Linked DNA regions of Homo sapiens: region 1 is linked to region 2. A link is a contact called in ENCODE Hi-C or POLR2A ChIA-PET data. All regions are on one chromosome and are shown on one strand. Each heading gives the region's core, a stretch centred on a gene start or an enhancer-like site at or near the end of the contact. The rest is flanking DNA. Distances are from core to core; before and after follow the strand shown. Region 1 overlaps THAP4 (THAP domain containing 4). Region 2 overlaps FARP2 (FERM, ARH/RhoGEF and pleckstrin domain protein 2).

Region 1 (2,700 bases), core at 201-2,700, 94 kb before region 2:
TTTTTTGTATTTTTAGTAGAGACGGGGTTTCACCCTGTTAGCCAGGATGGTCTCGATCTCCTTACCTCGTGATCCGCCCGCCTCGGCCTCCCAAAGTGCTGGGATTACAGGCGTGAACCACCGTGCCCAACCTCAGGGTGCTTTTTTTCTTTCTTTTTCTTTTTCTTTTTTTTTTCTTTTTTTTTTTTTTTTTGAGAAGGAGTCTTGCTCTGTCACCCAGGCTGAAGTGCAGTGGCATGATCTCGGCTCACTGCAACCTCCACCTCTTGGGTTCAAGCAATTCTGCTGCCTCAACTTCCCGAGTAGCTGGGACTACATGTGCATACCACCATGCCCGGCTGCGCCTCTCCTCCTAGATGGACACTGAATTCCAGTGTTTGTCCCTCCAGCTCCATGAGTCTGAGAAGGCCCCACTTAGCTTCTCAGCCTCTTAGCTACCACATCCCTCTCAGCCTCCACCCCTTGAACCCCTTGACTTCCGGGCAGCAAAAGCATCGGGGCCAGTTGCTCCAAATTGGGTCTCACCTCCACACTTCCTTCTCTTTGGGGTGCTGGTCCTCGCTGACTTGGTGGTTCTCTGACACCTTTAAAGAAACTTCTTAAAACCTGGGTTGTTATCTGCAGGAGGGTTGGTCAGTTACAGAGTAGTCAGCCATGGCCATAAGCAGAACTCCGTTTCATCCACTTCTGGTGCCCCCCACCCCACATGACCCCCCACACATCTGGGGCACTAGAGAGATAGTGCCCATCAGAGAATTGTCTTTTGACAGTGGTCACTCTCACAATTTGCCGGCAAACATTCTGGGCATATAGGGCTGACTCATTCGGGACTTAGCTGCCATAGGCTTGGATTCTTGTTGGAAACAGCTGCTATAATTTATTCTGATGAATTACTGTTCCAAAGATGGTATTTCTGAGCTTTCCAAGAACACACTGGACATCAGTTCTAGTTACAGTGAAAGTGGGAGGCAGTGGAGAAGGGAAGCACTGGAAGCTCAGCGCTTGTCTGATCAGGTATATGATTTGTAGAGACCAAAAAAAGGTGACTTCTCCCATCCAAGTACTAACCAGGCCCGACCCTCCTTAGCTTCCGAGGTCAGACGAGATCAGGTGCGTTCAGGGTGGTATGGCCGTCGACAAAAAAGGTGACTTCTAAATAAACAATCCCTGTGTTCCCCTGGTGGTCTTCTGGAGGCAGCTGAAGGGCACCTGGATTGTGACATGCCCAGGGGCCCTGGGCTGTGTGTCTACCCTCCTCTGGCAGGGCCACTGCCTGGCTCACAGCCCGTGATGAGTGTGTGGCATGCAGTGGGCGCACAGGCATTGATTGAATCTTTTGAAGATAAAACTAAGCTATCTTTGTTCCATTCTCCTGCTCAGATCACCCGGAAGTTCAGGCTGAATTCTGAAGGCAAACTTGAGCAGACGGTCTCCATGGCAACCACGACACAGCCAATGACTCAGCATCTTCACGTCACCTACAAGAAGGTGACCCCGTAAACCTAGAGCTTCTGGAGCCCTCGGGAGGGCCTGGCTACTGTGCCTCAACGGTTCGGCTCCTCAACAGACAGTCCCTGCGGCAGAAGTGGGTGTGGCCGTGAGCCTCTGCAGGCTCAAGAGTGTTGTCCAGATGTTTCTGTACTGGCATAGAAAAACCAAATAAAAGGCCTTTATTTTTATGGCTGAGGATTTTGAATATTATCACTTGCGTAGGCTGTACATTTTTTTTTTATCTGCTGATGTTTGTTTTCCAAAGCGTTCCCTAAGAAATTAAGAAGGGGGCTGGGTGTGGTGGCTCACGCCTGTAATCCCAGTACTATGGGAGACCAAGGCTGGCGGATCACCTAAGGTCAGGAGTTCGAGACCAGCCTGACCAACATGGAGAAACCCCGTCTCTACTTAAAATACAAAAAATTAGCCAGGTGTGGTGGCGCATGCCTATAATCCTGGCTACTTGGGAGGCTAAGGCAGGAGAATCGCTTGAACCCAGGAGTTGGAGGTTGCAGTGAGCCAAGATCGCACCACTGCACTCCAGCCTGGGAGACAAGAGCAAGACTCTGTCTGGAAAAAAAAAAAAAAAAAAATTAAGAAGGGATGAATCTCTTTCCTTTTCTTTCTTCTTACAGTTTTGACAAGATCTAAAATATTTGTAAATCTTCTATAGAGTTGGCCGGGCGCAGTGGCTCACGCCTATAATCCCAGCACTTTGGGAGGCCAAGGCGAGGAAATGGCTTGAAGCCAGGAGTTTGGGACCAGCCTGGGCAACGTGGCAAAACCCCATCCCTACAAAAAAAAATAGAAATATTAGCCGAGTATGGTGGTCCATGCCTGTGGTCCCACCTACTCAGAAGGCTGAGGTGGGAGGATCCCTGGAGCCCGGGTGGTGGAGGTTGCAGTGAACCAAGATCACACCACTGCACTCCAACTTGGGTGACAGAGCAAGACCCTGTCTCCAAAAAAAAAAGATGGCAGTCATTTTCTCATTACTTTTAAAGAGCCGAGTCTATATTTTCCTACAGATGGAGCATTCCCAAGAGGCTAGCTGTGATCTTAACATCATCATGTAAGTTTTAGTTTGTAACTCTAATACAGCTTTCGTTTTTGTGGGGTTTTTTTCACTATGAAAGTTTCCAAACATACACTAAACCCTTGTACCTGTCACCCAGCTTCAGCACCTGCCAGCATTTTGCCCAAAGCACT
Region 2 (2,700 bases), core at 113-2,612:
TGGCCATGCCCCTCCAGGGAGCTGCGGACACCCCGAGCATCATCTTCTGACTCCTGCTCCAGAGATACCTCGTTGGGGGATCCTGGGGAGAAGTCAGCAGCGTCTCAGGGGGAACCCCCTGTGGCCTCTGCTTGCCAAATACTTCCACCCCTTGGGTTCCTCTCGGGGGTCCTGGGGAAATGGGGAGCCCTTGGTGCTAGGCCAGCTGCTGGCTGAGAGCAAAACTACAGGTGCTTCTGCCAGAGCAGCTGATTGACACCTCTTCCCGCCCAGGCATGAGGCGTAGCCTGGAACATTCCTTGTGGAAGGGGATTGTGTGGGAACTTAGCGGGCCAATGGGGACCAAGGAAAACAGTTTCCAAAAAAAGCCTCCTTAGGTGTAGTGGAGGTCTCCTGGGGGGTTGTGGCCAGCACTCACTGGGGGGACGAGTGCACACAGTGCGGCCTGGCAGTGCAGGGGCCGTGTCACCGCCACTCTTGGCTGCTTGGATCGCGGAGTTCAGGTCCAGCATCCACTTCTCTTTCTCCAGCCGAGTGCTGCAGGGAGAAGGGCAAGGCTCAGTGGCTCTGCTCTTCCTTGTGTAGGGCCCCAGCCCTCAAGGGAGGGCGAGCCGTCAGGGCACCTGTTCTCTCACATTCTGCTTTGTCCTGCCTGGTGAGAGGACTGGGAAACGTGTCCCCTCCAGCGAGAATAGCAGGGAGGAGAGCTGGGAGGGACCTGCATCAGCCTGACCTCCAGGGTGCTGTGACAGGGTTGTGGGTGCCAGGGCAGGGCCCCGGTCCTAGAACAGGGGGTCTGCAGGGGTATTTGTTCCTGAAATGATGTTCTCTACATCTGTGATGCTGAAATGCAAGATTGGCCCTGGTTCATGATTAAGTGAGCATTTCCTGGTGGGAACTGAGTGCCCTGTGCTCTGATGCTGGCCAGGGCGCTGCAGAGTCAGAGCTGAGACTCCTCACAGAGCACAGTGTGGTGCTGGTGACCATGCAGGGGCCCCTGCATCCTGGCCGCCAAATGAGCTCAGTGTCATCCTTCTGTTGATCTTATCTGGGGAGGAGGGAGCTGTTTCCACTTGATTCTGTGCCATAGCCTGGGCTGCCTCATGTGAGTCTATACCACACTGGGACTGGGAGGCAGTGTTTGGCTGGGCTGGGTGTAAGCTGCCCTGTTGGGGCTTTGACCACTAGCTGCTGGCACTTCTTGACGTGAGGGTTGGGGAAGCGCCTGTGCCCTGGGAGACCACAGGAGCCTGCCCACTCACCCGTCCTGTCTTTGGAGGCACTGTGAACCGGAGGGCAGAGGGAGCGGCTCCACAGCACTGGGGCCTGCCACTTGTGGGGTGTTGTCAGGTTGGCAAGCAGCCCTGCCCCTGACAAGGGCGAGGCTGCTCCTTTGGTTGTGTGACTTGGAAGCAGAGCTCAGAGTCAAAGGGGGCACAACCCCATGAGGCTACATGGCTCCTCACAGCTCAGAGGACTCAGAGGCTCATGGCGAGGAAGTCCCCACCCCTCCATCCAGGGCTGCTCAGGATGGAGACATGGAAGACCCTTACCTGGCTGCCACCACGATTGTTTTCTGAGCCGCGTAGATGGTGAAACAGTGTGGAACAGACCACTCGTTATCACTTTCTTCCACCTGTGGGTGGGAGAAACGGTCCAAGTCTTGTGGCCAAGAAGGAACTGACAGCCTAAGCCTGAGCAGGACACAAGGTGACTGCTGGCAATGCTAGGTGGGGCTTGGAAGCCCAGTGCTGTCCAAGTGCACACAGACTCTACAAGAGGCCAAGGAGGACACTGGTATCCCTGCGCCATGGCAGCTGCACCCCAGGGGGTGAGCCATGGGCCAGAGGGCACCCAAATACTCACCGGGGGGTCCAGCACTATTAGCTGAAAATCAAGCAAAGGAAAAAATGTTGAGCATTTTGATTATCCAAAAGGGAGTTGGACAATTCATTTATGAACCAAAGACCAAAACCTAACAGAGCTAGATTCAAAGAAAACCCACTGTGGATTAATTTTAATTTTAAGTAGTTAGATGAAATAATTGCAAAATAAAATATTACCAAATCTAATCTAAAAGCATGTAACAAGGAATTGTCCCACGATCAAGTAAGGTTGTTTGGGGAATGCAAGGATCGTTCGGCATTAGAAAGCTGATTGATAACATTCATCCTATCAGAAGTCAAAGAGAAAAAGGGAAATCCATTCTCTACATGCTGAAAATGCCTTTGCCAAAATCCAAGGTGTTATTTCTGATAATACCTCTTAGAAACAGAAGGAAACTGTGTTAACATGATAAAGATGATCTTTTCAAGCCAAGAGCCATCATCCTTCCCTTAACAGTCAGGAACGAGGGCCAGTTCTCTGTCCCCAGGACCAGCCAGTTACCAACAACTCCACAGAATGGACAGCTTCCCTGTGCAGAGCCTGATACACCAACCAAGCCTCTCACTGGACATCAAAAATCTGAATCAACATAAGCAAGGGCAGGCAAAACATTGTCCAGATGTTAGTCTTCCCGTAAGTTAACACAAAAATTTAATGCAATTTCAACTGAAATCTCCATGGTGTTTTTGTAAGGAATTTGTCCAATGACTTAGAAGATTACTTGGAAGAATTAAATGCTTGAGAATAGCAAAGAATCTTTTTTAAAAGGAGGCAGAATAAGGGATGGAATGTGTTCACCAAACAGTGACTATC

What was found. A loop is a pair of places that touch in the nucleus more often than their neighbours do. ChIA-PET counts read pairs that join two places held with the same protein, here RNA polymerase II (POLR2A).
Region 1: a loop to region 2 is called in a map of Caki2, with 5 times the contacts of the local background. The contact joins two enhancer-like sites. A Hi-C loop is called at or near these places in 1 of 168 maps with a recorded cell type or tissue (Caki2). POLR2A ChIA-PET finds 5 or more read pairs at or near these places in 2 of 52 experiments (GM12878 and H1).

What each region holds. Positions count from the first base shown.
Region 1 is chr2:241,583,406-241,586,105 of GRCh38, reverse strand. It overlaps THAP4 (THAP domain containing 4), which reads left to right. Exons shown (of 6, transcript NM_015963.6): 6 at 1,381-1,701. The coding sequence ends at 1,500. It also overlaps the pseudogene RNA5SP122. Among named protein-coding and RNA genes, the nearest start is that of BOK-AS1, 26 kb to the right of the region's middle. RefSeq lists an enhancer at 1,279-1,807. Within about 2 kb of position 1,450, at least 2 of the 41 ENCODE cell types and tissues checked have a DNase peak (open chromatin) inside an H3K27ac peak, as active enhancers do.
Region 2 is chr2:241,488,898-241,491,597 of GRCh38, reverse strand. FARP2 (FERM, ARH/RhoGEF and pleckstrin domain protein 2) reads right to left here. Exons shown (of 27, transcript NM_014808.4): 22 at 1,554-1,636; 23 at 419-537; 24 at 1-82. Among named protein-coding and RNA genes, the nearest start is that of MIR3133, 12 kb to the right of the region's middle. RefSeq lists enhancers at 357-872, 873-1,386. Within about 2 kb of position 1,362, at least 2 of the 41 ENCODE cell types and tissues checked have a DNase peak (open chromatin) inside an H3K27ac peak, as active enhancers do.